Regions from separate parts of the Homo sapiens genome. Here region 1 is linked to region 2. A link is a loop called in an ENCODE intact Hi-C map of the cell type or tissue named here. Cell type or tissue: A673. All regions are shown on one strand. Each heading gives the region's core, and the rest is flanking DNA. Links, peaks and the distances in the headings are about the cores only.

Region 1 (17,089 bases), core at 3,342-11,341, 650 kb before region 2:
GCCTTCCTGTCAATGCTGCAAACTTCTCAATATCTTTCAAATATATTTATTTCCTGCTTAATGTAGTCAAGATTGGTTTATTTGAAGCATAACCAAAGAACTTGAACTAATGGGAGCTGATATTATAGACAGTGCTGGTATGATCATTCTTGTAACTAAATCTTTGCGCAAATTATACTATCAGATATATTCCTAGCAGTAGAATTGCTGAGTCAAACACATGCATATTTTGAAGACTTTGATATGATCTGCTAATGTGTTTTTTTTGGAAATACATATTAATATTATACCTACCAGCCATACCTGGAAGCCCTCATTTCTACTCTACTATGCCAATGCTATATATTAACATATTTTAACTATTTTTTAAAATTTGAGATGAATTATATGCTTACATTTAATTTGATTACTAATAAAGTTGGACATTTTTTCATATTCTTATTGGTATTTTTAAAACATCCTTTTTATATAATCTTTGATTTTTTTGATGTTTGTGTTTTACTGATTTCTCATATATGTTGTTAACATTTTCTCAGCTTTTAAATGTATACACACAAATATACATAACAAATTATGCAACTTAAATTTTATGTATTTGAATCAATCACCTTTGTTTTTCTTTATGTATTCTATCATATTTTGAAAGACCATTTTCAAATCATGGTTGAATAACTGTTAATCATTTTTCTTTTTCAAGTCCTACACATTATAATTTTGATGAAAACTAAATGTTAACCTTTTGCCAATGATAGTGGTGAATTCCTGCACTTGCCTATGTATCTTGGGCCATGTGACTTACAATACTTTCTTACGGTAAGATTTCTGTGCTACCCACAGGTTATCAAGTGATCATTGTATTTAAGACACATATCTTATGAATTATGTATTATTACTGATTGCTAAAGTTGAAAGAAGTTAATTAACAAAGCTAGCAAGTGGTACAGTAGGCATGCAAATCTCATCTTTTGACAGTAAGTTCAGTGCAAAGCACATCTTAATAAATGTGAAATATTCTGCAAATTATTTAAGCTCTCTGGGCCTTGATTTTTTCATTTGAAATTTGGAATAATAACTGTAACCTACATGAGTCAAGGTTTATCAGAGATAGCAACGTAACAGAGTGGTTAAAAGCGAGGCATCCTTTGCCTGGTTGCCTGGGTGTGAATCCTGGTTCTGGTACCTACTGGTATGAATTTGTCCATATTCTCAATCTCCCTGTGCTTCATTTTTTTAATATATAAAATGAGCATGATAATAACAAACCTACCTCATAGAGTTGCTATGAGGTGTAAATGAGTTATTATCTGTGACACTGTAGAAGCCTATCTGGCAAAGGGAAAGTGCAAGATCAGTGTGTTTTCCACTAACTCATATATAGCACTAAGAACATGGCCTGACACTTAATAAGCATTCAATAAATACAAATAATGCCACCTCAAATGATTTCCTATATCAAAGCCACTGCCAATTCAAGAACTGCAAACTAAAAATCCTATACACGATGTTAGGTTAAATTAACATGCTTTGTGATTTTCCTTCAAGATTTCTCTTTTTCTTATAGTTTATTTAGGAAAAAATTAGGGAGAGAGGAAGATTGATGAAGGAAGAAAGGGAGAAAGGAAGAAAGGAAGGGAGAGAGTGAAAGATCAGTTGATCCTTTCCTCCCTGATCAAAGGAACGCATAAGCAAACTTCATCAACTTAGTTTCGGAAACACACCTCATAAGGACAATATATTTCCTGACCTGTTTCCAATTCCTATCTCTTCCCTTACCTGCACATTGTTGGAAGTTATCTTCACTCCTGTCACTCAAGTCCCCATGAAATAGATTTAAGTTTCATGAGCAGAGAGCAAGTACAGGGTAGTATTTCCTTGTTATTTTATATAACAAGGGTATATAACTGGGTAGTACTTTCTTGTTATTGTTATATTGTGCCTCTTAAAGAAATAGCTTCTTTTCTTATCCTCTTCAAAATCCCAGTGTGAATATTTCATTTTAATGTCTCTAAATTATACTGAATAAAAAAGCCTTTGGTATTCTTCCCAAGATCCTAAATCTATTTTTAACATGCAGCTACTACCTTTTATGATATCATTTTATATATTTTAAATGGTTATCGTGGTCTTGACTATTTGTCAAACAACCCACTAAGTACTGACAAAGCCCAAGTGTTCCTTATAATATGTGTCTCAAGAAGGTCTTTCTTATAAATACAAGTTTTCTCCTTAAATCTCCTTTAATTTTCCCCCACAAAAATGTTGATTCAATTACCACATTTAACCATAGCAGTACTGTAAATAGTCCATCATGTAGGTGATGCTCGTTGAATCATGTATTTTGAGGCCATAGCTAGCAGGACAGTGGCTATAATAATCGATCTCTTGTTCTGAAGTCCACAATCTATAACACCAAACTGCAAAGGGAATGAAAAGTACTAGTGCTCAGATGTTCTTAAGTTTTGCTCAACACAGGACATAGAAAGAAATTAAATAGTAAATAACCATTATTTCAAACTGAATCTACCAGGAACCCAGAGAGGCAGTGGGTATTCATGGTGCGATAAGGGAAACACTGAAAAATATAAAATATCTTCTACTTCCAAAATAGATTACAATTCTGTAGTGGGATAAACAAGTGACTAACCAAAGATAGACTATGATAAATACCCTAAGGGAGAAACTAATAAGTTAATTAAGTGTTCAAAGGAGGAAGTGAGTACATCTGTTGAAGGCAAAAAGAGCAGGATTTATCAACAGCATGAACCTTGGATGACCTTCAATTTTACATGAGGGCTGGAAATCAGGATTTTTATGCCGAACATCCTTTGTTAATGTTGGAAATTTGTCTTTAAAAATCAACATGTAGTGAAACAAATATATGGGCTGAATTTGGTCCAGTAACCATCAAGGTACCCTGTGTGGGACACAACAGAGACTATATCTGGAAGTACCATAAGAAGCAGCAGCACAGGATTTGGGATCAGATTGCGGAAAGTTTTCCTGCATTTAGGATATTATCCTTAATAGAGTAGGAAATGGGAACCACTGAGGGGTTGTTAACAGAGGCATGAAATGAAATTACTAAAACAATGCTTAAGAAAGTTGAAATTAGCAGCAGTATGTAGATTGGATTGGAAGGCTGAATTGAAAGGAAAGAAGTCAATTTGGAAGCTATTGTAATAGACCAACAGTAATACAATCCAGGGTGACAGAAGCAGCAATGGAGAGAAGACACAGGGATGGTGGCTAGAATGTACAAATACATGCAAAGTTCTTAGCATCCTGTTCATGTTAATCCTTTCTTCCTAACACAATGCAATTCCATGGGAAAATTCATTTCGTTTTTGAAAGGGAGTGTAGCCTCTGGAGCACTTTGGGAGACCGAGGCAGGCAGATTGCCTGAGTTCAGGAGTTCGCGACAAGCCTGAGCAACACAGTGAAACCCTGTCTCTACTAAAATACAAAAAATTAGCTGAGCGTGGCAGCATGCGCCTGTAATCCCAGCTGCTCAGGAGGCTGAGGCAGGAGAATTGCTTGAACCTGGGAGGCACAGGTTGCAGTGAACTGAGATTGTGCCACTGCACTCCAGCCTAGGCGACAGAGTGGGACTCCGTCTCCAAAAAAAACAAAAAAGAAAAATCTGGAAACTGGCCGTCCAGATTCTAATTTTGACTTCCCCTCTTACCAAATGTATAACTTGTGGAAATTGACCAAACCTCTCTATTCTCAATATCTCAATTTCCTAGCTTAAAATGTGGTTAGGGTAGTCCTTGTAGGATTGTTAGATTCCCTGACTTTCTCTTTCTCTTCCTGTATATATATGAAACTGTTCTCTGTCACAAAGTAGGCATTATGATAAGTGGTCACCTATTTAAAACAATACAAACCACTGGAGTAGATAATCACTTTTCATGTATATAGCATCTACCTACTGACTGCTTTTACCAATCCTATTCACCTCCCTCTTTAAAATTGTCCCATAAAATGTAAGACTTCAAATTATATTGTGCCATATATATATATATACATATATATATATACACATATATATATATACATATATATACATATATATACATATATATATACACATATATATATACATATATATATACATATATATATATATATATATAGCGCCACACAATATATGAGAGATACAATTTCAAAGAAAAGAGGATTTCCACCAACCCTTTGGTGAGAATTACTTTTTCTTCATTACCTTTGTAAGTTGGAAGCTAACTTTCAGCCACAACATAGGCTGATAGAGAAATATAGATTTTTTTTCCTAAATATACAGGTACACACACACTACAAATATACTATAGATAAAATATGGCTACTGCTCTAAATTGTAAGCTCTTGTTTTCATTTTATTGATTCCATAATACCAAGTAGAGTGTGTATTCATAAACCTCACTTAATATGTTCATGTTTTCATTATACCGAAATAAATTTCTCCTATTTGAAGTTCCCCATTCTAAGATTTTTGAAAAAAGGGACTTGACTCAGTGGTATGGGAAAGAGCAGGACAAGAACACTTTATTCTCTCACCTATTCCTTTTATTACCCTTTAAATCAGAGGCGTCTAACTCCCTCCTCCCTCAAGGTACCCTGAACCCATGTCTAAGGTACCATGGTTGTTTGCTATGTAACCATTGCCTCGAGGGGGATTTACAACTCAAAGTGTTCAGATCCCACTTGCTTTTTTTTTTCTTTTCTTTTTTTTTGACAGATTTTGCTCCATTGTCCAGGCTGGAGTGCAGTAGCGTGATCTCGACTCACTGCAAACTCAACTTCCAAGCGATTCTCCTGCCTCAGCCTCCCAAGTAGCTGGGATTACAGGCACACACCACCAAGTCTGGCTAATTTTTATATTTTTAGTAGAGACAAGGTTTCACCCTGTTGGCCAGCTGGTCTTGAACTCCTGAACTCAAGAGATCTTCCTCTCTCGGCCTCCCAAAGTGCTGGGATTACAGGCATGAGCCACCACACCCAGGACTACTGGCTTTTTTTGTTTAATTTAAATCAGCATTTATTGGGTGTTGCCTGTATCCAAGAGAGCCAGGCATCCTGGGCAGACAGAAAGGTAAATTAGACCCCTGCATTTTGTACTGTACCATTAACAAAACAAATCTAGAAAATCTTAGGAACAATTGTTAAGTGTTACAATTGTCAATTTTAGCTATAAAAAATGATAACTCCAATATGTCTTTCGAATTAAGGAGATAAAATAGCTGCAAAATATAACTTAAAGTTTAAGAAATATTTAACTTGTTAGCTCTTAACAGAGATTTTACTTACAGAGGCAAGAAATGAAATTACTAAAACAATGCTTAAGAAAGTTGAAATTAGCAGCAGTATGTAAATTGGATTGGAAAGCTGAATTTAAAGGAAAGAAGTCAATTTGGAAGCTGTTGTAACAGACCAACAGGAATACAATCCAGGGTGACAGAAGCAGCAATGGAGAGAAGACACAGGGATGGTGGCTAGAATGTAGAAATACATACTTATGGTGATTTCTATATGAAAGTTTATACACTTGCCAAAAAACACAATTTTGCTTTGACATAATTGTTGAGTTTCTTGGACAGAAACCAACCAACAAATCAACCAACAGGTTCAGCTGCTTACTCAGCCACTCCTGGTTCAAATAAACCTGACGCATCTTTTGTGAAACTTGATTCATCTTGGCATTTATATCTAGAGTATCCCTTATCTCCCAGCATACCATATGAACTTTTTGGGTTCTGTCTTTGTGCTGAATTAGGGATTCTCTTTGTATCCTCATTAGTTAAATTTGCTATCTTGCCTTCAAAAATACACATTTAACAATTCTAATCTAATAGTAATGAGGGGTCTAGAAGAAAAGTCCTCCCATTTTAATTACAGAAAATTTCTGGGGTTCTTTTTGGAGATAGGGTCTCACTATGTTACCCAGGCTGGTCATGAACTCCTGGCCTCCAGGGATCCTCCCACCTCCAACTCCCAAAATGCCAAGATTACAGATGAGTGCCACCACATCTGGCCTAGAAAAGGGTTTTGATTGCATAATCCATTCACTACTTTTCATTGAAATTACTGGACCCTTAAACTGTGAAATCATATCTCTTTTAAGAAAGTGATAACTTTTTTACATGTATATTACAAAAAAAAAATTAGGGATCAAAAATGTTGCAATTGTTATTTTAAAGTAGGTGATTGCCTTTTGAATCTTTTATTTTTGCAAAATTTTCTCTTCTTGATGTTGTAGGTGCCTATGGTGCACAGAGCACAAAGCATTGAGTAACACTGAGTAGTATAATGTAGACCATACAATATAAAGAAGGAGAAATGAAAAGAAATAACTAAGGGAAAACAATAGTAGCAGCTAATGAACTAACTGTGGTTTATAAGACAGATAATTTTGGGAAGGAATGGTAATATGGTATTGGAGGAATAAAAGAGTTACCCAAGAAAGCACAAATCTCTCTACTTAATAACCAGAATAGTGTTCACTAGACTACAAATTATATTTCTTGGGGGAAAATGATAACCTATCTCCCATTAAACATTGATAAATTAGCCTAAGTTTAAAAATGATAAAGCTAAGTTACTTTTATATTCTGTTTCAGGAAATTAAATAGGAAAATCATTTTCTCACGAATGAGAACTATTCTTTCCTTCCAAGTTTATTTGTATTGTCATTGGATAACTCTGAATAAATTAAAACAAAAATAGCAAAAATAATATGGAAATAATACTGGACTTTGAGACTAAAGATTTTGGTTCCCTTGCTGGATCTCTGCCTAGTATTGTGTGATTTTCATCTTATGACTTAACTTCGTCAGCTTCAGTTTCTCCTACTATAACAAATGGGGGAAAAAAAATAATGTAAAAGATGTTAAAAGATAGAGCCAACTGATACCTTTGTATTCCCAGCACATAACAGAATGCCAGAAACATAAACAATGTTTAATAAGTACATTAAAAATAAATTTATAAAATGGGCATAAAATCACTTTGCAGCATTGGTATAAAGATCAAATGAAAGCAATCAGATGCAATGATTTTTAAATCTGGAACATTTTATATGTAAATAAACATATAAACATATAAAATATTTCAATGTTATCTCATGACTAACAAAATGTATTTTATATTGCATAAAGTTTTGTAAACAGCCTTAATTTATTTTTAAATATATTCTCAGTATGTATATTTAATGTTACATATATATACATATTATTCAATTTATCTAAGCTCTCATGTCCTCACCTGTAAATTAAGGCCTTGTGTTAATTATCTTCAATAATCTATTCTAGTTGTATCTTTTACAGATAATTCGTGATATAATATTTTATATAAATATTAAATGAATTTATTACATAAATAGATTAAATATTAGGCAAATTAGAATTTTGTTTCACCTAAATAGTATTTTTAAGTAAACATAAATGTCACATGACTATTTTTTATCTCATGGAATACTTGATTTATTATAATATAGAAACAAAAATTACAATAAACCTATCAAAACCCAAAATTCTAAAAACTATCAACATTTATGCAAAAAACATTCAAAAATTATACAAAGCCAAAATTTCAAGACATCTATCAAAAACTTTATTAATCATTGACAATGAGATAAAAATGGTCTGATTTGCTTTTGAAAGTGAAGAAATCGTGTTTGACAAAAACTGAGCATACGTTTTGGGAAATAATGAGAAACAGAACTGTTGGGGAAAATAGAATATAATAATCCCTTGAAAAATTGTAAACAGGAATAACATATCGGCATGCAGCGAGGCCAGAGTTAAGGAGAACAGCTAGGAAAGAGTTGCAGTCACTAATGTGGCACTCGTGGGAACCTAAAAGGGGTATTATAAGAGACCAATCCTGCAGATATAACTAATATATGATCCCTCATTTCTCTCTAATCAACCTAAAAACATGTCTATTCTTATCTTCCTTCAGATCCAGTGACATAATTTTGCAGGCACTAGATGTCACTGTTCTACTTAAGCAAAATAAAATCTAGTCATTCTCAAGTCGTAATTGCATCTACCTGTATGTAAATCTGAGACTGCTTTGTTTCAGATCATTTCATAAATCACTAGGGATTTGTACCTACTGCAATCCGAAGAAGAACCAGCTCTGTAGTTCTCTGACAATTTCTAAGAGTCTTTTTTGCACAGAACAAGTAAAATAAAAAATTTAATTCTACAGAAAAATGAGAACAAAATAAAACTAGAATCCCTTCTTCAGCATTTGTCTATAACCTATTTGTCTTGTTAAACTATCTATAGAGAACAATGTATAATTTTTTATTTTTATCTGTCCAGGATCCATAGTTGCACCTTTGAACTCTACTTTGAAATTCCCAACTGGGGCTAATCATGAAGATACCATATTGTTAGTTTCATGCTAAAATCCTAAGGGACTAATCTGTCTTCTCTCTGCCTGCTGAGTTAAGTTTGCTCAACTCAAAGTCCCACTCTTTGGGACTTTGAATCTTGAGTGAATGGTGCAAGGACATAGGACTGTTGGAGGTGGGTTTTTTTTTTTTTTTTTTTTTTAGGAGCCGTGTGGGATGCTAGGCTGGTCAGACTGACTGCTCTTGCTAGGGGACTCTCACCGTACTTCTTGTGGCTGATTGGTCTAGAGCCCCCTTGATTCCCAGGTGTTTCTAAACCTGGGCCTCAGCTTCTTGTTGAGTCTATGACCTACCTACCCTAACACCACCACAACCCCAACACACACATGATAGCCTTACAATAAATCTCCTTTTCCTTATGGTAGCCAGGTCAGATTTTGTTGCTTGCAACTACACAAAACAAAACAAAAACATAAATCCACATCTTGAAAAACAACACAAGTTCTTTGTGATATAAAACTATCAGCTTTGCCTTGTCAAGCTCACACTTGTTGAACTTCTGGGGTTGGGAGAAGCATAAAGGAATAGGTTCTCAAGAAAGAAATTTACAAAATATATACCTGGTCACGTAAGACCTTGATTCTAAACTCTAGCAGATGTTTTTTCCTGGAAGTATCCAGGCAGTTAATTATCCCGAATCTCTAAGATTCTAGTTTTTGGACACCAGTCTTTGTATACTCTACTTGGCATCATCTTGGGAGATCTGAAGGAAATGAAAAAGAAAACAACAGTATTGTGAAAATTACTGATAATAGAGGCAGCTGTCAGGGGATCCATGGAAACTGCAGGACACAGGCTGGAATTTTACAACTGACACACGGCCCAGCAGCATGGAAAGAAAACTGACTTGGGTGCAGCTTCCTGCCAGAATTATGTCTGTTATGATTTTTTCTGAGAGGTAGGAAGGTAAGGGACTTCGGCCACAGGCACACCAGGTTTCTATCCCCAACTCAGCTAGTTGTTAGTCATACTAACTTAAAACAATGTACTAGTTCTCTGATTCCCAATTTTTTTTTCTTGAAAATAATGTCATTTCTCATGGAATTGCGAGGCATACATGGAAATGGTATTTCATTCCCTCTTCTCTGTCTCTTCCCCCACTTTTTCTCACTCCAAGGAACCTGGTCTGGAGATGTCAGATGTGGGTAAGCCAAATAGGTGACTGACAGTGAATGGATTGTGAAAAGGAATCACACGTGCAGCACTCTGGGACAGTCATAGGATTACAGTACTAACTTTTAGAGCCTGAGAGAATCTTACTGATCTCATACATTTGAGGAAGGAACCAAAGCTGAGAATTTTAGGGTATTTTCCAAGCTAATTAATAACCAGAAGCATGTATTTAACAAGGGCCTTATTTCATACAAATTTCCAGTCCATTTTTATATTACTAAAAAATATGATCTGAAAATGCGATCCATTAAAAAAATTTTTGTGACATAATGACCCCGTCCGAGAGCATTTGAATTTTAAAGTACTGACAGGCAGATGAATATAAAATATTATTTGGGTGGTGTTTTTTTACACAGGGGGCATCCCTAGCTATCTTCAAATAACATAATGCAAGTGTCCACCTATCTGAACAGGCGTAACAACTGGAGTCTGCAGAGACTGCAAAGGCAAAAATATCTGAAGGTTCATTTCTTTTCTTTTCTATATTTTTTCAGTTTTGAAAATTAGAAAATACAGAAAAGTATAAAGAAGAAAATAAAAGTCTTTCTAATTTGACCAACTAGAAATAAACTGTTAAATTATTGCTTCATCTTGTCCTCCCACTTTTTCACTTTTTCTTGTTTTTCTCTTTCTCTCCCTCTTTTTTTTTTTTTTTTTTTTTTTTTTGGAGACACAGTTTTGTTCTGTCACCCAGGCTAGAGTGCAGTGGCTCAATCTCGGCTCACTGCAACCTCTGCCTCCAGGGTTCAAGCAATTCTCCTGCCTCAGCCTGCAGAGTAGCTGGGATTACAAGCATGCACCACCATGCTCAGCTAATTTTTGTATTTTTAGTAGAGATGGGGTTTCACCATGTTGGCCAGGCTGGTCTCAAACTCCTGGCCTAAAGTGATCCACCTGCCTCGGCCTCCCAAAGTGCTGGGATTACAGATGTGAGCCATCACCCCCGGCTGTTTTCTCTCGCTCTTGCTCTCTCTATGAATATTTCACAAAAATGTGATTATGCAATGCATATGCTTCATAACCCTTCATACTTAGGTCAGATTCAAGGCAGGGTTAATTTCAAGTGAGTAATAACCAGAAAATTCACTGTATTTCCTAGTTTATAAAGTAATTTCTGGTACATTAGCTCATTTATAGTTTTTAACCATAGGTCTTTGAGAGGGAAGGCAGCAAATTATATATTTTTTAGAAAAGGGTGGAGTTACATCAATAAGCACAAGTCTCTCCTTTTATCCAGAAGGATCATTATAGAGAAGAAAATACTAGGACAATGGAGAGTGATTCTTTGCACTCTATATGAAAAAGTAAAATATTCCTCCCAATAAATATTGGTTTCACAAGGAAAAAAAAGTTATATTATGTCAGATAAAAGGTGACTAGTAGGGAAACAGAATGTATAATGCCATGCAGCCCTGGTGTCTCACTATGTTGCACAAACGTGGCATTAAATATCTATAGTAAAGTAATATTAATAGTTCCAAAAAGGCAAAGAAATTTTAAATCTTCTGTGCATATTAGTCTAGAAATATAAAGGGTAAATAAAAGAGAAAGAGTGAAATTCAAAGATAGACACGAATACACTTTAGATGTTAAAATAATGTGTATGTTTGATTATAGAAGTGAATTAGTCTTCAGTGTTGCCTTTTAAAAAATTTTTTTAAAGCGTGTATATTCAATGAAGCCAGCAGCCACATTTGTCTGGTATACTGGTGTATCTCGAATGCTTATACCTTAGAATGTCTCTAGTACTTAGCACTTTCCTGCAACAAAGGAGCTGCTTAAATATGTTTAACAAATATATTCACCTCATCATATTTTCACAAAATAAGAAGAATAGAAGTAACTCAAATAGTCCATATTCCAAAAATAGCATATTTATGACACTAAAATTAATTTTAATTTTTTAAAATTATGCATCGATTCATGAACATACACTTACAATATTTTTAGAAATCCCACTTTCTACAATGCATTATGCTGTATGCAAAGGAAAAGCAGACACTGTTCCTGCCTTCAAAGAGCAGAATCACCGATTAAAAATGTGTCTGACATTCTGAGAAATATACCTTTGAAAGTAAATAATGAAGCTATTTAGAAAAGACTCAGCTTTTAACATCTGGCCGGCAAATTTCTCATTTTGCTTCCCATTAATGGACCCTTTCCTGATTTTAACTTCATGCTGGGACTTCATGACTGGGCTCTCGGGATTCTTAATGCATAATAGATTTAAATTTATGTTAAAGAAATGGATCCAGGACTTCAAGGGAAATCTGGTTGGAACTACATATGGTAAGTGAGATTCTAAATCTATGATAAGGAAAAGGTGGATAAAATACTGGGTGGATGGGGTAGAGACACCTAAGACAGTAACAAGCATAAACAGGGAAGATCAAAGGTTATAAAACAAATACTTACTTATCTTATAATTTACCTATAGTTTTCCCTGCTGGTCAATGTAGGTTGGCTGACAATGAAATGAGATAAAATACACAAGTTTCTTAATTTTCACACAGTGCCTAATAGGAAAAATCTTAAAGAGATATTTATTGTATTTCCATGTGTGTTATATCATAAAATGTTATTGAAACACTTTTAAAATCTATGGCCAGGAATCATTTTGAAATGATTGGGAACTCTATACTGTTTCTCTCATTCCATCAAATGAAATTTCTTCTTTTCTGTTTTTATGTGTCCTATCATTTATTATACTGTATTGGAGAACAAACAGAACATCTAGCCTTTTTTGATTAATGGTATAAGGACTAACAACTGAATGAGGAAAATCATTTATTAATTGCTATAGATAGCAAACAGTATAGATTTTCAAGTACAGTAGCTTGTCCTAACCCTGCCCACAAGCAAGAGAAAGCCTCAGAAGGAAGCTGATAGAACATTTGCAGAAAAAAAGATCAATGTTAACAGTGTTATGGCATTCCTCAGCACACTGTGGCACAAAGGTCATATAGATTCTCAGCCAAGGCAGAATATCTTAAAAATTTCTTGGAAGGGCAAGGCCAATACTTATTTAAAAAATTAAATATAAGGTAATGCTGAAGACTTTTATATGTTCTGCTAGTGTGTGTATTTGTGTGCCTCTGTAAGGTTGAATAGAGCTGAAGAATTAGTTTTGTTTTCTAAGGTAACTCGTTTAATTTGATTTTTTTTTAAAGATAGTAGCCACAGAATCCCGCGAAATCCAATTTTCTGTCCATGTTTCTAAAACTCTTGATGTTTATGATAAATTTATTGCAAAGGATAGAAATGTATTACTGTGCTTTCCATGCACAAAACTCAAATCATTAGAAAAGGATTTAGTTAAAAGAGGCCACAAAAAGTTCTATTGGGAATTGAAGTTTGGCCTTGGAATGGATGTGGGATAAGGAATACAATTCTGACATTCTTCTCATTCACAAGCTACATTTATAATTAATATTTAAAAGTTTCTAATTAAAAATGAAAATACAATGATTAATCATCTAAATTGATTGTGGTGAGGGGAAGGAATAGAAATGTGTATGCTTCTTTTGGGGATTACATCATACACACTTTCTCATGGAAGGCTGTAGCTCTTAGTTTTTCAATTATTCTTCCATCCTCTACCTTTCAACCAACGACATCAAATACAGCAACACTGATCATCTGTGATGGATTTATTTTAGTGACTCTTCACTTAGCCCAAATTGCTTCTGCCCACCACTGGAATTACAGATATGTTGCAATGGGCCAAGACACTTGGTCATAAAACAATTCCTTCTCAAAGCCCACAAAAGAATGATCAGGAATACAGCAGGGGAGAAGATAGTGAAAAACAATGCTGGGTTCTTGAGAATACACCTGCTACATTTTTCTATGGTAATCTATTCTTCCCATCCTATGTGAAATTCTTTATCTATAACTGTGTACATGTTCATCCACATTGGGAAAATCCCTGAAAGACCATGTAAGATTACCTGGTGAGCTAGTATGTGAAGAATGTAATTTATTTTAACTCAATGAAATGCACTTTAAATTTCTTTCTTTCAAAACATGAAATGGAAGTGCAGCTTCAAAGTTTTAAAATTGATTGTGAAATAATTTTGGACAAGTCTTCTAAGAAGAAAGAAAGAAAAACCAGAACTAGTTGGCATTTCCTGACTGTAATCTTACTGCTTAATTTATATAGGCACTAGAGTACTAACCTATTGCATAAATTCACCTACAAAATTGTTCAATATGTGCACCCACATGGATGACTTCATGTTTCATAAACATGTTGAACACATCAAACATTCAAACAAATCCAGGAAATCTTGGAGTTCAAATACCATGTTGAGTTTTTTGACACAAACAAATATTGTTTATAAACAGCTGGTGAACGGTTATTATGAAGTATGGCAAAAGAAATATGTGGAAGGAATAAGCATTATCCTCATCTTTTTTCCAGAGCAATCTAAAGCGCATAGTCCAACATTTGAACATAGCAAACAGTTAATTTATAAAGAAATGATTCATATATTCTATGTGAGAATTTGAAGAATAACCAGGAAGCTTCCTCAGCACTCTAAGTAGCCATTATTAATGATGATAATAGGTACCATTTAGTGAATACCTACATCATAGAAAGTCCCAGGCACTTTACACATGCATTTGTCTCATTATCTTGTTAATTTCCACCCTACCCACCTCTAAGAAAGTTACAGTGAAAAATTAATTTAATTTTCAACTTTCAGTGAGAGGCCAACAGAAATTTAAAAAAAAAAATGGTAATCTTGCCATGCCAATTGCTAATTAGTGTCATTCAGCTGTGCCCATGTAGACGCTCTGTACCACAGCAGAATAATAAAACTAGGTCATTGCAGACCACAAAGGGCCTTGTGGTAGATCAATCCCAAAGTAGCAAGGAATCTGAGAGATCATCTAATATGATGCTTTCATTTTAAAGATCAGAAAACTAAAGCCCAAAGAGTTTGTTTGATTTGTCCAAAGTCAGACAGTGAGTCAGTGGTGCAAATAAGATTATGTATTATAATTAATGAGTTAATTCAGAAACGAAGATAATTTTCAATGTTAGCTTTTTCCCCAAAGGCTAAGACTTATTCAATTTCTTTAAAAAGTAATTCATATCTTCAGAAATTATATTTTTTATTTGGTTTATGTTTATTGTGTGTGTGTGTGTGTTTTGTGTGTCACTAAAGATCAGAAGTGTCACCAATTGATTAGAAGGGTCACACATCAGAAAAGATTCTTCTTTCAGTTTTACTGATACTTTTGAATAGTTTAAATCTATTTCAAGTCTCCTTGAAATCTACATGCATCAATCTGTATGCCAGAGACAAATGATGTGCTCCGTCTTGCCTACATAATAGTGAGTTCATCAGCCGTAAAGGAATAGCAAGTGAGGTACGGTTTATTTCCTCTGCAGCCAAATGGATAATTTTAAGGCTTATTAAAATTATAATTTCAGTTTAAATGGCTGAATGAGGATGGTGGCAGTTTTCCCAGATGGTTTCTTTTAGTATCATATTTATTACCACAAAAATGTCATTAATTATCTGCTGAAATTTTCATCATAATGATGATGGTAAACGAATAACAATTTTTTCAAGGAATACAAGAAAGCTATTAATTTTGCCAAACAAAACAGCAAGGAAGTAATGTTTATTTATAAGTAATTAAATGAAAGTTAGATGATAAGCTAAATTTTTTGTTATTCTGTCACCAATGCAAAAGTGTAAACATCAAATTGTTAATGTAACTATTTCTTTAGAGTAAATCTTACAAGATAACATGCATATTGAGTTTGAGACTTTTCTCAGCATAATTACATGATATTATTGGTAGTATGATGGTAAACTCTGGCGTTGAATTATCTAAAGTAGTATACAGGTCCATCAATAGTTTGAAAAGTTTTAAAAGTTAAACAACAAATAAGGATACAAAAATATTTGCAACAGATCTAAAAAAATGTACATATACTAAATGATTAATTTCTAAAAGCCCAACCTTTCTAATGAAGGAAATTAGGTTTAAAGCAAGATATCCTTTCACCTGTCAAATCAACAGATTTTAAGAATAATATTATTGAATTTATTGAATGCATAAATGTGATAATACTGGTCTGACTAAAGCAGTACCCTCAACACTACTAGAAAGAATAAATTACCACATCTTTTTAAGAAGAAAGTTTAGGCTGGATGCAGTGGCTCACACCTGTAATCCCAGCACTTTGGGAGGCCGAGGTGGGCGGATCACCTGAGGCCAGGAGTTCAAGACCAGCCTGGCCAACATGGTGAAACTCCATGTCTACTAAAAGAAAATAAATGCAAAAATTAGCCGGGTGTGACGGTGCATGCCTGTACTCCTAGCTACTGGGGAGGCTGAGGCAGGAGAATCGCTTGAGCCTGGGAGGTGGAGGTTGCAGTGAGCCGAGAATGCGCCACTGCACTCCAACCTGGGCAACAGAGTAAGACTCCGTCTCAAAAAAAAAAAAAAAAAAGAAGAAAAAAAGAGAAAGAAAAAAATTAGCTTGGAATATAAGAAGTGTCACCTTTTGAAAGTGGTATCAGTGGAGATCTGTAGGTTTTAGAATTTTAGATGCTTGTTATTTTCCTTTGTGTACATTTCCATATTTTCCAAATTCTCTACAATGGGTACTTACATAATTTGTAGTTAAAAGTAAACAAAACCCAGTGTTTTAAAGGCAATTAGGCTTCTACATTTTGCCCTATAAAGTCACAGCATTGAAGACATTTTTTTCCAAGTTGGAGAAAAAAGAAAGAGAAACTTGCCAACTCTAAAATCACTACTAGTATTTGAGCTTAACAGCGCTCACCCACTTTCTTCTTATAGCACTTTGTCTCTGAAAAATGTTAAGGACCTATTTTCTCTAACATGTTCATGAGTAGATCCCTTTCTTCTTTTCTCTGCCTTTAATATTCTCCTTATCAACAAATCATTTCTAAATAGTCCTGTATTGAAGGTATTTACAAGGTATTAGGATTAGTAAGAGATATGAAATCCTGGCTCAGACCCCCATTCCCTGCCCCATAGTACTCTTATTTATGTTAGAGAGGTAGGATTTACAATTTAGAAAATAACATGGTAGGTTTCAAATGAGTGGTACATTACAACTTTTACTTCATCCCCAAATAATGTATTTTTACACGATGCAGGTAACTCATATGCCTTTTAAAATTAGCCTCAGAACACATGTTGTTACTTATCTCAAGACGACTTTCTGTGGAAAAACTTCTGTCAGATCCAAATACCATAAATACTTATCCATTCCATCAGTAATTGGTGGGTTTTTAATCTCAAAAATATTTTAAACTGCAAAATTGATTTTTGAAAAAGTCCCTTTTTTAGTTACTGGAAAATTTACAGCTATATTTGTGGTCTGCTCCAGTGGCTGTGTCAAGTATAAGCATGTATTTTTGCTTCAACTTTTGTTCAACTCTTTTGGCTGCCAGCTTTGTTTCCATTAATTTGCCTCAAGTTTAAATTGGGCTCCCTTCTTTATTT
Region 2 (17,089 bases), core at 4,488-12,487:
ACTTGGGGTGTTGCCAAAGCCATGTTAAGAATTCAAGACTAAGTGCCATAATATTAAAGGCAGAATATCAAATTCATTCACACTTAAGGTTCATAAGCTGCAAAAATACACAAGTAATTCCTTCTCCTGAGATAACTCCATTTTAAACTTTTCTATAGTTACCAAACTGGAAAGTTTAGTTTTTCTAAAACCAAGCCATCATGTGCCTTATTGACACAAGGACAGCCAGAAATAACTCACACTAGAAAAATGGAGATTGTTTCAGAATATTATGAAATGAGACAAAATGGTCATATTTATTACACAGATTAGAATGAACTATCCACATAAAGAAGAGAAGCAGTTTGTTCCTAGTATGCGTGTTGTCAATAAATGAAAGAAACAGATGTAAACACCAAGTTCTCACATAGGTACAAAACCGAGGTGGATTTCTTACTCTACATATTTTGAAATCAGGAACAAGTATGAAGGCTTATTTTTATAACAGAACAATATTAGTTGCCAGGATTTTAGTTTTGATTTAAGAATAATTACATATTTTAAAATAGAATAAAAAAGACAAATACTATTAGTTAGTTGTTGGCTCTATTTTTATATGACTTTATGTAATAACATTCGGTTAACTTTAACTTTAACTTAAAAAAAATACTAAGCCTGCAAAATAAGTGAATGTTCAAAGGTAAAACTCTCCTTTGAGGCTGGGTGCGGTGGCTCACGCCTGTCACCCCAGCACTTTGGGAGGCTGAGGTGGGTGGTTTGCTAGGTCAGAAGTTCGAGACCAGCCTGACCAACATAGTGAAACCCCGTCTCTACTAAAAATACAAAAATTAGCCAGGCATGGTGGCTCATGCCTGTAATCCCAGCTACTCAGGAGGCTGAGGCAGGAGAATCTCTTGAACCTGGGAGGTGGAGGTTGCAGTGAGCTGAGATCGCACCACTGCACTCCAGCCTGGGCAACAAGAGCAAAGCTACGTTTCAAAAAACAAACAAACAAACAGACAAAAAACTCTCCTTTGAGAGAGCATTGCTTAGTACTCACAGGCTATTCTTTTTGGACACTTATACTTTAAAATATCGTTATTTTTGTAAGGCTCCTATTTATACATATTGCATAGAATATACAGATATGCATCAAGACATCGTAAAAAATATATAATTGGAGAAATATTTGTTAGGTGAAAATCAATAGTCATTTAAAAGTGAAACATATATTTATACACACATGTACACACACATATATTATATATTTATATACGCTCCCAACAACCCAAGAGAAATTAAAAATAGCATGCATTTTTCATTTGAATTTGTTTTGCCACACTATTTGGTTATTGAATCTCTAAAAATAGTAGATATTAAAAAAAGTTTATTGAATATTCAAAACTCAATAAACATACTTAAGTTTGACATACTAAAATAGTGCCTAACATTTAAGAGTGATTTTATTTATTTTCAGATCTCATGGATTAGTGTTTAAAACTGTGTTACTTTTATCTTAAAACCATTGTGCCAATGTAGCTCAGTCTATCTATAATTGAAAACATTTTAATTGAAAGATGATCCTTGTTCTTAAACAACATTGACCAGTGGCCTTTCCAACTTATGGAGATCTCCAGAACATAAAGAAAAGAAAGCTTACTTTAATTAAATAATATAAGTCAGCACAGTACCTTGTCTGCCTTATATGCTTAGCATCTTTCTACAACAGGTAATGATAATTTTCCCCTAATAACTGAGGTCAACAGTAGCAAATTCCAGTGCCTCTGCAGCCAGGCATGTAAGTAACCTCTGCAGTTGCTAAGTTGGTGTGGGAATTGAGATGAGAGGTTGGTATACTCTGCTTACAGGTATTTAAATTTAGTCTACATTTTTCTCAAACACTGTTCACCAGTGTTTTGCTTTCCTAACATTTTAGGCAGAGGGGCTAAATGAAAACAACAGTTGTTCTACAGTGACCTCTGTGAAAGATAAGAACAGAATGACTTGGTTAGTTTGTTAATGCAAATTCTCATCCATGCTTGGATATTCTAACTCTGTAGACCCAGGAACCCATATTTTTAGACACAGACAAGTTTATATTTCTAAGAATCTATTGTTAAAAATATACAAACGATTAAAAAATCAGATACATACTTTAAAAATAATCAATCAGAAATGACTGGCAAGTGACTGAAGATGCAGGGTTTGCTGCAATAAGAGGTATCAGATGTGAAGCAATCCTGATGTTTTAATATTGGCCAGCTATACACATTCCTATCTATTGTATTTGTTGTATATGGCTTATGGTTTTTTAAGATATAGGTGCAGTAAACAGTAGAGATCAAGAAAAAAAGTGTTTTGAGTTAAGTAGATTAATACAAATAAATCCTGAATGGTGACTGCTGATTTGTTTCAGTTCTTTTGATGTATTTTCACTTGTTTAAATGAGAGCTCCTAGAACAGATATTGGTTACAGATACTGGCACTTAACTTAGAAGCACATGTCATTGAATGACCTATGGGAAATAAACTTTTACCATGCTTTTAGAACTGATATTAGCAAGCAGTTGTCTAAGCTATATTTTTTCTCTGAATCTGCTAATTTTCATGACAACTATATTTGGTCAAGAAAATATACTATTGAAGTGATGCAACACTTCATCACTTTTCCCCCCATCTGACCTGTTTGCCTTGTTGCAACAACATTTTCAGTTTTATACCCGCAGACCATCATCCCATGCGTAGACCCTGATATTTGAAGTCAATGTTATTTCAACAACTGCATGGTTCGCGAAGGCTAGGGCGGGACGTGGAGACCCTACAAAACACTGGCTGTATGATGAGGAGAGATTCAGCAGCAAGTGGAGACCAGGTAGATAGGCAAATCTCAGAATCAAGAGGGTTTTGGCAAGAAACATTAGCCAGAAATCTATGCAGTGTAAGAGTCAAAGGGAAGAAGGTAGCTATGGACATTGGGGCTTAGAAGAAAATCTGAAGTATTAAGCAAGTGTTAGAAGAATAAGTCTGCATCTTAGTCCTAGAGCAACTACAATCCTGGATGAGAACCAAAGCAGAAGTATGGGCAGAAAGGCAGAGACCAGAATCCTCGACCAGGAGTGGGGACAAAATATCTGGTCTTAAGTGTCAAGAAGCTAAGTTTTAGAAGCTGGGTTTAAGGTCAGAATGAGACTTGATTCTGAGCTTACTCCTGGGATTCTTACAATCTTCCTGTCTAGCACCAAAGATCTGTTCCAATATCAGATACTAGAAGTCAGAGAATTTAGTTGACCTGTTCAAGATCACAAGCTAATTAGTGCTGGGGACAAAATTAGATTCCAAGTTTTCAATTCTCACACCAGGGCTCATTAGAACATGATCTGAATGAATCAGAAATGCAGATAGATATATTTAATTGTTTTTGATATGTTCATTTGTCACTACTGTTTCATAACTGCAAAGAGAATTAAAAATTTAGATCAGATTATGGAACAGATAAATTGAAGTAATTCATAGACCTATCTTGTAAAATATATATACATTTGTCTTGCAAAGGCTCAGAATTGACTGATTTTTCTGATTATTATTTATACATCTCAATGAGTTGAATATAGATGGATTCATTATAGATGGTTAATAATTATGTGATTTTCAGGTCAGAAAATTCCATTACCAGCAAATTGCTGAATAAGACATAATTTCATATATTCATCTTACTGATAGGTTTTTCTTTTTCTTTCTTTCATTATACAAAGTTGATATTAAAGAATTCTGGAGATTTTGTGTCTTGGTTTAAACTTTATTGATCTTTTATTGCCTTTATTTACGAAGTCTTTGAATTAAAAGTCTATATGGGATAAATTCTTATATTATTTGAAAATCAACCATTATCTAAAGTTATTTATGCTTTATCCAGTCATAATTAAATTTATAATTTTATGTTCTGTTTTTGTCTTATAACCTTTAAAGTTAGCATCATAGACCCTTTTTTCATACTGGAAATCGCCAACTGTTGTTTTCATTCTTGAAATTATTGCACTTCAGTCTTGCAGAATTGATATAAAGGAACTAATTTTTTGCATTAATCAAAACATAAAAACCAGTAATATTTCAGGATTGTACAAAATTTATCAGATAGTGGTACCAGCTGATGAACTGTAGTATTACAGCCCAGCTGCCTTAGATATCTCTGGGTTTTGTTTGTTTTTAAGCAGAATTGATTTTTTAAACTGTTGAATCATTGAGCTTTCTGGCCTTCATGGGTCCAGGACATTGATATTACAGTTTCATTTTACTACACAGAACCACACTGAAGAATTAAGGTGAACCTTAGACGGAGGTAGAAACTAACCTCTGAAAATCAAAGTGCTTACAGGAAGCTGCAGGTGTGGGGAGTGGGAGGAGAATGTGCCAAGGCAAGGGGAAGGGAGAGGTTTTTGAGGGAATTTCCGCCACTGAGAATATGAAGTCAGACAATTCACAGTAATAGGAGTTTTTTTGCTTTTTTTTACAAACCAAAAACAGGGAAGAAAAGAAAAGGTCAAAAATAAATGGCACGTCCAGAGACTGGGAAAGAGCTAGAAAGACGACAAAATATTACGTGATGATATCTATTAAATATATCCAAGTTGAAGTCTACACCCTTGCTACTGAAAGTGTGGCACAAGAACTAGCAACATCAGCACCAGATGGGAACTTGTCAGAAACGCAGACTCCTGGGCCCCAACCTAGAAAGATCAAACCAAGATCTGCATTTTGACAATAGCCTCCAGGCTGGTAGAATGCACATTCAGATTTGAGAGTAAAGTTTGGGGAACCTTTTTTTTTTTTTTTTAACATCAACATGAATAGAAATATACATTTAAAGTTATCAAAATTACTAGGAAATTTTTATTTAATGTTCAAATTTCACATTTTAAAATGATGAATAAATATTAGAAATCTTATCAAAATCTGTTTTACTTCTCTCAATTTTCTTCTTATAAAATTATCAAGGTATTTATAAAGCATGTTTAGTTAAAAGCACCCCATTATGTGTTTTATCATATTAAAACATTTTAATTTTTAATTGATTAAAATGAACTATGAGCCTGCTCTCTAAGTTGAAATTACATTTCTTCCTAAGTTTTGTGGCTGGATGATGCTGTTCTTTTACAACATTATTTTAAATAAATGTGTGAATACAAAGCACTGAGCTTGTTTTAAATACTCTACAAACCTGACAATGTTCTTTTTCTTGATCTGGTTACACGAGTGTGTTCAGTTTGTGTGTTAATTAATCAAGCTCTATGTTCATGATATATATACAATTTTGTGAGTGTATATAAAACATTTTAATTACAATTGTTTTCCAATTCAATAAATATTTCAACTTAATGAACATTTAATAAATAGTTCAGTAAACATTACCCTGATAAAAGAAACCTATACCAAGACAGCACATCTACTACCCTTAAAGCAGGTGTTTTGTGAGACTTTATGCATATCCCCAAAGTGCTGATATCGCTGATATTATTTGGGAAATGTCTCATTGGTGGTTTAAGGAGAGTTTCAAAATAGTCTTTAGTGTGACATCCGTCACCCCCCCGTGCTTACTTTATAGTCCCACACATCTTATTCTATTTTGTTTTGTTTTACTCATCATCCACCTTAACACAATTACCCATTAGTCTTGGCTGCAAATGTCATTTAATGCTGTTTAAAAAATTCAAATCCACCATCAAAAACAAAGTTTTCTCATAAAACAGATATTCGAAAATGTACTACCAGCATAGAAAGCAGTTCACAAATGTGAGTTCCAAAATATATTTTGGACAAGGGCAGTCAGTATCAGTGAAGTAAATGTCAATTTCCTCAAGCGTCTGTTTTCAAAAAGTTTACACTCATTTAGACATATGTAATTCTGATATATTTGTTAAAATATTTATTTTATTGTCTTGAAGATGTATGAAATAGCTCAAAAAGGAAATTGGCTAAAATCCATATTGTGTAATTTTTTTCTTTAATTTAAGATGAAAACTTGAGTACAGATAGAAACAGGTAAAGTACTTCACTATAAAAATGATAGAAGGTTCTAGATCAAGTTTTCTATTGGAAATAAAGCCACTATCATGTTTCATCAAATATTAGGACTCAGTGCCAGGGATTTTATTATACACAGGGTATGAAATACTTTATAAATCACCATATCTGCTGACATTCAATTACATTCAGTCTTATTAATATGAACTGTAGAATGTTTTTAGGTGTCTACTGGTAGTAAAACTAGCTTTTTCATTTAAAAAGCTTGGCTTTCCCACATGGCCCAAAAGTTCATATTACACCTTTAAACATCCAAGATTTTAATGCTGATTTTTTTCAATGTTTCAAACTATAGACTAATTACCTGAGTATCTTAAAGACAAACAGCTGTCCATACGCCTAGGGATGGATTAAAATATGGTAAAAGATCTTGCGCAAATCTGATAGTGATTTTTCCATGAAAAAATAATCCTTCCACATCTTTTTCTATATAATCTCTATTTATTCCAGCATAGAAAGCAGTTCACAAATGTGAGTTCCAAAATATATTTTGGACAATGGCAGTATACTGCACAATAATGTATTTTATCAAATAATAAGTGAATCTGGTGCATTTGTATAATAGTTTTGAAATCTCGGCCAGGCGTGGTGGCTCATGCTTGTAATCCCAGCACTTTGGTAGGCCGAGGCGGGCGGATCACGAGGTCAGGAGATCGAGACCATCCTGGTTAATATGGTGAAACCCCGTCTCCACTAAAAAAATTTTAAAAAATTAGCTGGGCGTGATGGCGGGCACCTGTAGTCCCAGCTACTCGGGAGGCTGAGGTAGGAGAATGGCGTGAACCTGGGAGGCGGAGCTTGCAGTGAGCCGAGATCACGCCACTGCACTCCAGCCTGGGCAACAAAGTACTTCAAACCTTTAAAATATTACCTCAGGTATGCCAATAACGTCTCAAAAAAAAAAAAAAAAAGTTTTGAAATCTCTAGGAGAGGAAACAAGTGTCCTTCTTCTTGTAATTCTACAATAATAGGCCCTGTGCAGAACCAGGCAGAGCTAAGTGATTCAACACATCACCATCCTCACACTTTCAGGTAACGTGGACTCATCTTTTCATTTTGTGTGTTCTCTTTCAACTGAAGAATCTTTATGTGCACCCTTTAGATCAGAGGTGTGAAACATTGGGTGTATCTTGAGTCACCTATAAAAACTATAAAACTGTAAGTTCCCATACCTATACTCAAGAATTCTGATTTAATGCTCTTTGCTGACACCTAGACATTGTATTATTATTATTAATATCCCTTGCAGTTCTAATATGGAGTTAGGGTTGAGAACACACTTAAAATCATGGCTGTTGAGAGCTGAAAAGCCTCTGTTTAATTTTTCATGTGATAGAAAAGAGAAGAGATAATCTTGAGAGATGTGCTTCAGGCTTACACAAATTTTATGGACATTTATATAAACCACATAATTTCTTGAGATCTATTTACATATGTATATTGTACAATATAGACATGTCCTTATATACTTGGGTGTCTATCTTATACTCCATATTTACATAGGAATGAATATTTTATTCGAATTTGGTTTAAAATAATATATTCAAAACAAAGTACTTCAAACCTTTAAAATATTATCTTAGGTATGCCAACACCTTGAGTAAGAAATACTTACGCATGACCACTAGGCGGTGCAAGTGATCCATGGTTGTAAATGGTGTAATTCAGAATTAACGTCAAATTGGCAATTATATATACATATATATACTGAAATCATTTGCTATCAGCCAATTTTTTAAAAAGAAATAAATGCTATGATTTATAGTGATAGTAATAGAAACTGCTTTCTATGCCATCTAAGCAATTTTTGCATGCCCACAACACAGTAAGGAGTTCTCTTCCTTTGAAAATATTTTTCTCTAGAGAGGTCACTTGAGTTTTCCAATTGGTTATTTTTACAGTGCAGATTAGTTAAATGGAAAGATTAAATGTTTCCAATGTCTAATTTTAAAACTATGTCTGATGCATAGTTTATTTTCTATAAAAAGTTTTATCAGAACAAAAATAACATTTATTGTTCTTATTAGTGTGAATGAGTCTGAACAGATTTAATTCTTCATTTGTTTCCTTACTTATAAAACTCAAGTTTAGAATGTGCTCAAGGTTGACAAATATTAAAATGAAATTGTGGTAGCTTTCAGAACTTGAGGAGATACATATTTTACTTAGTTTAGATTTTAAATAGTTAATTATTCTCCAAAACTTCCATTTCTTTGTAATGAAAGAGTATTCTAAAATACAAATATGGAAGTCATCTATAGTATTTAATCCAATAAACATTATGAATATCTTTTATTTTCAGGCAGAAAGTGTTGGGACTTCATGAATAAAGAAGAAATGTCCCTTATTCTCAAGGGACATGCAATTTAGTGAATTTAAAAATGTTACAATAGTGCAGATTAGGAGAGTTATCATTCCCTCTCCCCTGCACCCTGTCCCTGGTGTAGTCTTGTTATGCCTCAGGATTAAACACGTTCCCACGTGGCAAGAGTCAAAGTATCCCTCCTGTTGAACAATAGAATTCCCATGTGGCACGATGAGCTTATATGCCAAGCATGAATTCTGTCTTCCAATATTAATACTTAAGCGATATTTTTGACTTTATTGTGAAAGACAACTATGAAGGAAGCAGAGAGAAGCCTACAAACTAAACCAGAAAACTGTTTTTTAGTATTCTAAAAACCTATTTTTTTTCTTACTCAGGAACAATTTCCTAGCACTCTTTTTCTCCAGTGGCTCAGCCTGCTGGTGTCAGACTGAATTCCTCATCCACTGCTTTTTTTTCTCTCTTTTTTTTTTTTTTTTTTGAGACAGAATCTCACTCTGTTGCCCAGGCTGGAGTGTAGTGGCATGATCTTGGTTCGCTGCAAGCTCTGCCTCCTGGGTTCAAGCGATTCTCCTGCCTCAGCATCCCAAGTAGCTGAGACTACAAGCGCCCGCCACCATGCCCGGCTAATTTTTGTATTTTTAGTAGAGATGGGGTTTCACTATATTGGCTAGGCTGGTCTTGAACTCCTGACCTCAGGTGATCCACCAGCCTCGGCCTCCCAAAGTGGTAGGATTACAGGCGTGAGCAACCACGCCCAGCCTGCTTTCCTGTTGAAGACCTTCAAAGATCTCTCTGAGATTTCAAAGCCCTCCAGAATGTACTCCTTTTATGGTAACATTTATCTCCACTCCACACCTGTCCATTTATTATCATGTACAAATTTATATGCATTTTGATGTATGGGAACCTGGGCTGGATTCACTCATGATTTATGCATCAGGAAGTTAAAATGGCTTAAAGTCGTCAGAGATGAGGCTGAATATAGTTAATATTTTTTTTTTCCACTCAGAATTTTCTTGCTGTGGATAGACTACTGCAGAGTTAGTTGCATAAATGTTGATCACTCTGCTGTTTAGACTCAACTTGGGCTCAGGATTCCTGCTGCCTGGTCTTGCCTGCCACCAGCATTTCTGAATCATGTAGGTTATATGAACCCTTGACGCCCTGCCTTTTCACTTACTGTTGAGCCTTCTGATCTATGTTCTGACTTCACTAACCTGTTTGTCATCTGGTTTCACTGGGGCCTGTGGATTCTGATACTTGCTAAACTTTTTGACTTGAATCACTCCCTTGGATGCAGACACTTCCCAGTCCACTCCCATACCTGACCTGTACCTTGATTACCCAATCTTGTTGAACTAACGTGACTTCCACAGCGTGTGCATGGCACCGATACCTAACCAGCTTGTTACTGCTTGTCTCTCAGTGTGGCCTCTTCACCTTTCCCAGGCCATGCTGGGCTCTGCCACAAACACCATGGGGTTATTTTCTTATCTGTGCTCACACCCTGACATTCCTCTTTTCCACTTCATCATCTATCAAAAACATAACTCTGGCCGGGCACGGTGGCTCACGCCTGTAATCCCGGCACTTTGGGAGGCCGAGGCAGGAGAATCACGAGGTCAGGAGATTGAGACCATCCTGGCTAACACGGTGAAACCCTGTCTCTACTAAAAATACAAAAAATTAGACAGGCATGGTGGCAGGCGCCTGTAGTCCCAGCTGCTTGGGAGGCTGAGGCAGGAGAATCGCTTGAACTCAGGAGGTGGAGATTGCAGTGAACTGAGATGGCGCCACTGCACTCCAGCCTGGGCGACAGAGCAAGACTTTGTCTCAAAAACAACAACAACAACAAAAACACAACTCTGAAAACAGTTTACTTCCACTTTCAAAACATATCACAGGATCTTTCTCCTGTAAACCACAGAATTTTCTTATGCCCTGTCATCTGAAAGATTCCCCTCTCCATATCCTGGTTATTTCATTGTTGCCCAGTTTTGAGGCAGATCTTTCTTTCATTGTTTTCTGAAGCTGACAGTCTGACCTTAGCGTTGATCGAGGGTACAGGTTATTAACTTAACAGGAGCCAGTTACGATCCATGTTTGCGCTGTCTGCTGTCCGCATTTGAATTTTTTTGAAATGAGGTGTATTTCAAACAAGTTAATTGCTGTGCTGATGCTCACAGTCAGTGAATGCACCAAGAAATAAGCTAGACTTCACTTTGTAGTAGGAAAAAAACTGACTAGATAGGAAACAAAAAATAGGATTGCATTTTAGTTTCTATTGTCGTTCAGGACAGATATATGCAACCACAGAAGATAATTTGAAGGAGCAAAAATGTAAACAGAAAAATTTGAGAAAGAAATAAAGTTAACCGAGCACACTAATTTAAGTTGACTTCCGTGACTGGTGGACTAGGGGAGAGTCTTGAGGGAACCCAAAGAAAATGAATTTTAGTCTTCACAAATCCAGCATTCCTGAGTAATGGTTTGGCTTGGGGTTGAAGAAGTCAGAGTAAAATAAAGGAAGAAAATGAACTTTAGGGATCCCTAGAGAAAGGTAAAACTGTCTGAAATGGTTGGAGAGGTTTTATAATTCCTAGAGCATCCAAGTAAAACGTATCTTTAGAGAGCAAAAATGGGACATTCTACTCCATGTCAGCAACACCCCTATGTAGTTACACCCTGCCCCTCCCATTCACCTCGAGATCTGCTGCACCACCGTAAGAAAATGTCTTATCTTTCATAATAATGGCTTCTTATGGTGTTCCTACTGGCTCCTTACAGACAAAACAAACTAGAAAAAGTAAGGAGCATAGCTGTGTGTTTATAACTTTTGTGGCCATATTCATTTAACTTAAGTACTTGAGTCATGTATCAAGCATACTTTTAAGGGAATATCACAGGTAAATTACTTAACTTCTCTATGTTTCCATTTCCTAGTCTATAAAATGGAGATATTAAGGTCTAATTTATAGGATATGAGTCTAAACCATACAGAGGGTTGTTTAGCATGATACATAGAAAGCATTTGATACGTGAAATAATGAGAGTTATTATCAGCTACAGAGATTCTGGGGAAAGACTGAGACTGGGGTTCCAGTCACTGGGGCTGTTGGTTACTTTCCTAGATGAAAAATGAGAAGCAAGTTGTTTGGAGCCCACTTCAGGGGTCTAATACTCACATTGCCTGTGGCCATGCCACCCTGAGTGTGCCTAGTCGCATCTAATCTCAGCACAATCACTTGGTAACTTGGTGTCCATAAAAATATCCTGCATTTTAAAAACTATGGTAGAGTATTCTTGATTCTAAATTAAAAACCAAGCTTAACTATTGCAACCAACCAATTTCCTTATCAATTGCCCAACTGTAAAAATGATGCTATCAATAGCTTTAGCAAACATGTATACTGCTTCTGGTCATATTGTATATTTTTTAAAAAATATTCTTTGACTTAAAGCCTATTACTTTCTTCTATGCCTGTTTAATTTTTGCCATTGTCTAGGTCTATAAGGTCTTCGTGACTTCCATAACAAATGCAATTAATCTGTATGCCTTTTAATTAGAATTACATGTATGGGGTCTATTTATTCTGTGACTTCAAACTTTCTTCTATAGGATAGTTAATATATAAAGTACATTAGGGATTCACAATTACCGTTTAAAACTCATTATTGACAGTGCTTAGCAGCAATACCATAATGTTATAAACACATCTATATGTTTCTTTTACTATCTTGCTTTGTGCAGTTGTCTCCCAAAACAAATTCTCCAAATTTAACAAGGAAAATTACATTGCTAATTAGATTTAGGAAACAGCCCGGAAACTAATGAAAAAATAAACTTAGAAATACGGGACAATTAATTCAAAATTATCCATGAAATCTTTACTGCTGCCATGTAAGGTACATTTTCAATTTATTTTTTATAACGCTTGTAAAACAGTGCTTTAAGTAATATATAAGAGCATGAAGAATAACTAGTGGAAGAAAGCACAGAACGAAATTCTTGCCTATGTGGAAAGAGTCTCTTCATTTTCTTGAATATTTTAGATAAATATTACTTATATAATTTTAAGATTTCTTTTACAGTATTGGATGGAACCCCCTATTTAAGTCAGTTTGAAATAAGTGATACCATAATTTGACAGTAGATGGCACTATTGTTATTCTCTAACAATGTGCTGAGTCAGAGTGGGCTCAGCTCAAAAGACGCACATTTTTTCTTTTAAAGCAGGACTACCATCCAAGAATCAATCTTGGAAGTCACTATTCATTGGAAATGACACCAAGGTTTTATTCTTTCGCCACTCTTTCATTTAAAAGAACAAAATTTCCTTCACACCTCTACTGTTAATTGCTCTCTTGTGGTTGTCTAAAATTCTTCGATGTGTAATTTGATTTTAAATATTGTATTGCTTTTGCTGGCACAACAGAACAACATTTTACATAAATGATGCTAAGAAAAATCTATCTCTTCATGGTAAAGATACTAAAACTCTTTACTCACCTTTGATATTTCTTATCCCTCTTTAATAGTATTGCATGTATAACGTAACGGTGATCATGAAAGTTAGAGTCAACTTAATTTTTATGGGGAAGATTATCTGTGTTTACATTTTCTTGCAAATTGTTGAAATTACCTCCCTCAGCTCTTTTTGTCAATCCCAAATCCATTTACTGCTACTTTTTATCCTAAAAAAAGCAAAACAATAATAGCAACAACAACAAAAATTTAGTTCTTTACTTTTCCCTGCAATGAATGGGCTGTTTGTATTGTCCAGCTTAATACCAAGTCAGCCATTAGTGACTAATGGATTAGCAGCTTGAAAAGGTGGATATTATTGACAGGCACAAATGGATTTCTAAGCATTTCTCTAAAACTACTTGCTATTGTTCCTTTCACGGGAGCAATTAGGCATGTCAATCTTCTTTTGCAATTTTTGTTTTTGTTCCAATCAAAAAAATAGGGTTTGCAATTCTAGGATTTTCATTTTGCTTCAATCTTGGGGATCTAGTCTGCCTTTCAAGGATTTTCATAGTTGATTAATGGTGTGAAATAATGCATTGATAGAGGAATTATTTGGAAGCAATTCTAGGGTGATTATCTGTTTTTGTTTTATTTGCTATTGTGCTTTCCTTTAACTCAAAAAAGTGAAAGATAATTATTATATTTGATCTTGTGTACATGTTTGTGATTTTCTTCAACATACTAGGAGTGTCTTTTATCTGTTACAAAGACATTTTTAGTCCAAGTAATTTGGGCATAAAGGGTACACTCTATGATTCCTCTATACATTATATTTAATCCACTACTAGAGCCAAGAAAAAGCCAAATTTAAATAAGTGATTTGAAAATTTTGTATTTAAACTGAAATGGTATAAACAAAGGTGGAACATGTTTACAGGAAGATTAAAAGAGTTCCGACATTGCATTTTGTCTAGGTGCCTGGCATCAGTCAACTCTACTATTCTATAGGTATTGCTATTCTTTGTATTTATGGTTGGTATTAGCGGCAAAATAGCTTGCAGCTGGTGCTGAATGCCTCAGCCTTATTATTAGAGCTATTGAGATAAAATTATCTCTACTTTCTATTTCAAATTGGTTCAAGTCTATCAAGTTCAAGGCTTTGACCTCTTTGTTTTCATTAGAATCCATGTAAGACAAGGAATATTATCTCTGTAGGTGTTTTAGGCGCTTTATACTGTAATTCAAATAGGAGAGGTTCGTGTGTGTACCTTGGAGTGGAGCAACATTCTTATACCTCTTTGTGTCCTGTTCCTGGTATGCTGCCATATACAGGCTAGTATGTCGTTCAGCAAATTATTTGTTAAAGCTTTAAATAGGACAGCTGGCTATATAAGCCTGACAATTTGCTCTTCAAAGTTTAATCTGCCAGGGACTACTCAGTCAGCTTGTCTTTTAAGCAGGGCATTGATTCTCTCTTCCACCTTCTCTAGGGACCAAGACGTTTCCTAAAAATATTATTCTGTTCTACTTGTGCCTTGCTTTGAAAAATACCTGAAGATTCTTGTTGCTGGGTCACATTTATTTTTTAATTTGAGACTTCAGCAAGACAATACAAAAGATTAGCTGAGAAGTACAGAAACCATACATGTGTAGTGTGTGATTTTTACAATCTATAAACTTGAAAATGTGATTTATTTACATTCAGGTGATTTTAGTTATTTCTGAAGTTTCTCTCAAGCATTTGAGGTTTAAACTCAGTTAAGTTCAGGGTTTCATCTTGCTCCCTTCTGTCTGAATTGGATTTTAAATCATGAGGCTGTAGAAAGTTCTGGGGTTGCCTCAGGTTACCCAACTGTGACCTGCATCTCATGCTGCCATCTCTATTCTCCAGCTCCATTGCACTCTGGCACTAGGATCACATGCGAGGCAACTGCTTCTAGGAGTTCCAGATGTGCAGTGGGCCATTCTTTTTTCGTCTTGGATCAGCACTCTTATGTAGCGGTCTACTACTTTTCTCTCTACCTTCCTTGCTCCATCACCCACTTGACCTAAAGGAGAACAAGACCCAAGTCTTCCCATACCAGGGTGACATTCTGTCAATGTTGACTCCGTAGGTTCTCTTCTTCCACTCCTCTTGGAAGCTCTTACCTGATCTAAGAGGAAGGTGAAAAGCAAAGCAAAGCAAAACAAAGCAAACACCTTCCGCCATAGGCACTCTTCTACATAGTTTCTCTCCTTCAGACATTGATTGTTAGCCTTCTAGGGTAACATACTTGTGTGGAAGTATGAGATGGGAAGGAGGCACTTCAACTAATGCCTCTCATACCATCCCAGTATTTTTTTTGTTTTTTGTTTGTTTGTTTGTTTTTTGCTTTTTTATTTTGAGATGGAGTCTTGCTGTGTCACCAGGCTAGAGTGCAGTGGCACGATCTTGGCTCACTGCAACCTCCGCCTCCTGGGTTCAAGTGATTCCCCTACCTCAGCCTCCCAAGTAGCTGGGACTACAAGCACATGCCACCATGCCCCGCTAATTTTGTACATTTTAGTAGAGACAGGGTTTCACCATTTGTCCAGGATGGTCTCGATCTCCTGACCTCGTGATCCGCCTGCCTCTGCCTCCCAAAGTGTTGGGATTACAGGCCTGAGCCACCACGCCCGGCCCATCCCAGTTTTAACACAGTATAATGAACTCTATAAGGAACGAGTACTGGGGACTTTTGAAATCTTTGTAATACCTCTATAAAGGATTATTAGCTCCTGTTTCCAAGTGGACTTAGAAAGACAAAGATGTAGCAACAGCATATTACAGAGCAGCATGATGCCAGTGTAAATTCAATGTTACCTATCAGTCTTCTCTTACTGGGATATTAGTCAAAATTTCAGGCAGAAATGTTAGGAAAATAGATTTGCTAATTCTGGTTTCGTTGTCTCCTGCCATCATACCTGTTCTCAATCATCTGCTCCTGCAATTAGGGATAATCTACATCTAATTTTTTTATTTATTCCAGTTCATGTCAGAATGGTTATATCCTGTATCAGCACTGATATCTTCTGTCTGGCGTTCTCAGTACACAGACCAAGGGTTCTCAATCTTGGAGCTATTGACACTTTAGATCAGATGATTCTTGGTCGTGCAGGACTGTCTTGCGTATTTTAGCAACATCTCTGACCTCTGCCTCCTAGAGGCCAGTAGTACTTTCTCCAATCCGGCCAACCAAACACGTCTCCAGACATTGTCCAATGTCTCCTGGAGGGCAAAATCACCCACCTCCCATTAAGAAATACTGCATAGGATTTTTATCTGTAATTTCACTGCTCCAGTATTATTTCTATTCTTTACTTGAGAATCCAGTTTTGTAGGACTTCAAATTTGTATCATTCTGGGTACTGTCAGACAAAAAGAAAAAATTATGATAATAAAACTGAGCATAAAATTTAATAATTATTTTGAATGATAAAAAAGAAATTACAATAAATAACAAATTTTGAAAAGCTGACAAACACAACTATCACGAAATTCAGAAAAAATACAATTTTTTAAAATTCAGCTGTTTATAACACACCTATGGCCTACATTTTCAGCTGCCTATTTTTTCAATAAAAATGTTATTTTGTATGTTTAAAAAACATTTATATGATTTTTTAAAATAACTTTTTTGTGTATGTGATGAATTTTTAATATTTTCAAAACAGAGGGAATAGGTGATTTATAGTTACCTATTATAGTGTTTATAATAGTAAATGTTGCATTATCGAGTTTATTCATAACAGGAGAATATTTCTGTTTTCACTTGTCAACTATGAAAATAAAATTCTTTGCTCACAGTTTTACAGGCTTGATATTTGGAAGAATTTTCTATGGGCTAGCTTCTGGGTCCACACATTTCAAACCATTTTCATCTTCCACTCCACACATTCTTTTGGTTCTCAGCACCATAGGACATATTCATATAGAAATTCAACCTGTACCTTTTCACATTGCTGGCACAATCCTGGGTAAGTCACCAAGGGAATGGAGTGGGCATAGGACACCAAAAATGCTGGTGACCACCTTAATATCCCATTATACAAGATAGAACTGTCATGAGAGGACATTAGAATGGACAGAGACATCTTAATTGACAGTAAAACATCATATTTTTTGCAAAATTTTCAAACCTTTATTTCAGTACAAATACATTCCTAGGTATCATCTAGGGCCATGGAAGTGACGTGTAAATGAGGAACCCTGA

What was found. A loop is a pair of places that touch in the nucleus more often than their neighbours do. Peaks named below come from ENCODE experiments on the same cell type or tissue, not always from the same donor. Only the 100,000 strongest peaks of a DNase experiment are listed, where the experiment ranks them.
Region 1: it touches region 2 in a loop (5-fold over the local background); 3 of 110 quality-filtered maps call a loop at or near these places.

Annotation. Positions count from the first base shown.
Region 1 is chr2:212,587,248-212,604,336 of GRCh38, forward strand. No RefSeq gene overlaps it. Among named protein-coding and RNA genes, the nearest start is that of ERBB4, 57 kb to the left of the region's middle. In A673, for the core only: a CTCF peak has its summit at 8,003 (motif pointing right); a DNase peak (open chromatin) is centred at 7,984; H3K27ac peaks cover 653 bases.
Region 2 is chr2:213,239,190-213,256,278 of GRCh38, forward strand. No RefSeq gene overlaps it. Among named protein-coding and RNA genes, the nearest start is that of SPAG16-DT, 36 kb to the right of the region's middle. RefSeq lists an enhancer at 12,438-12,487. In A673, for the core only: a CTCF peak has its summit at 7,668 (motif pointing right); DNase peaks (open chromatin) are centred at 7,692 and 8,522.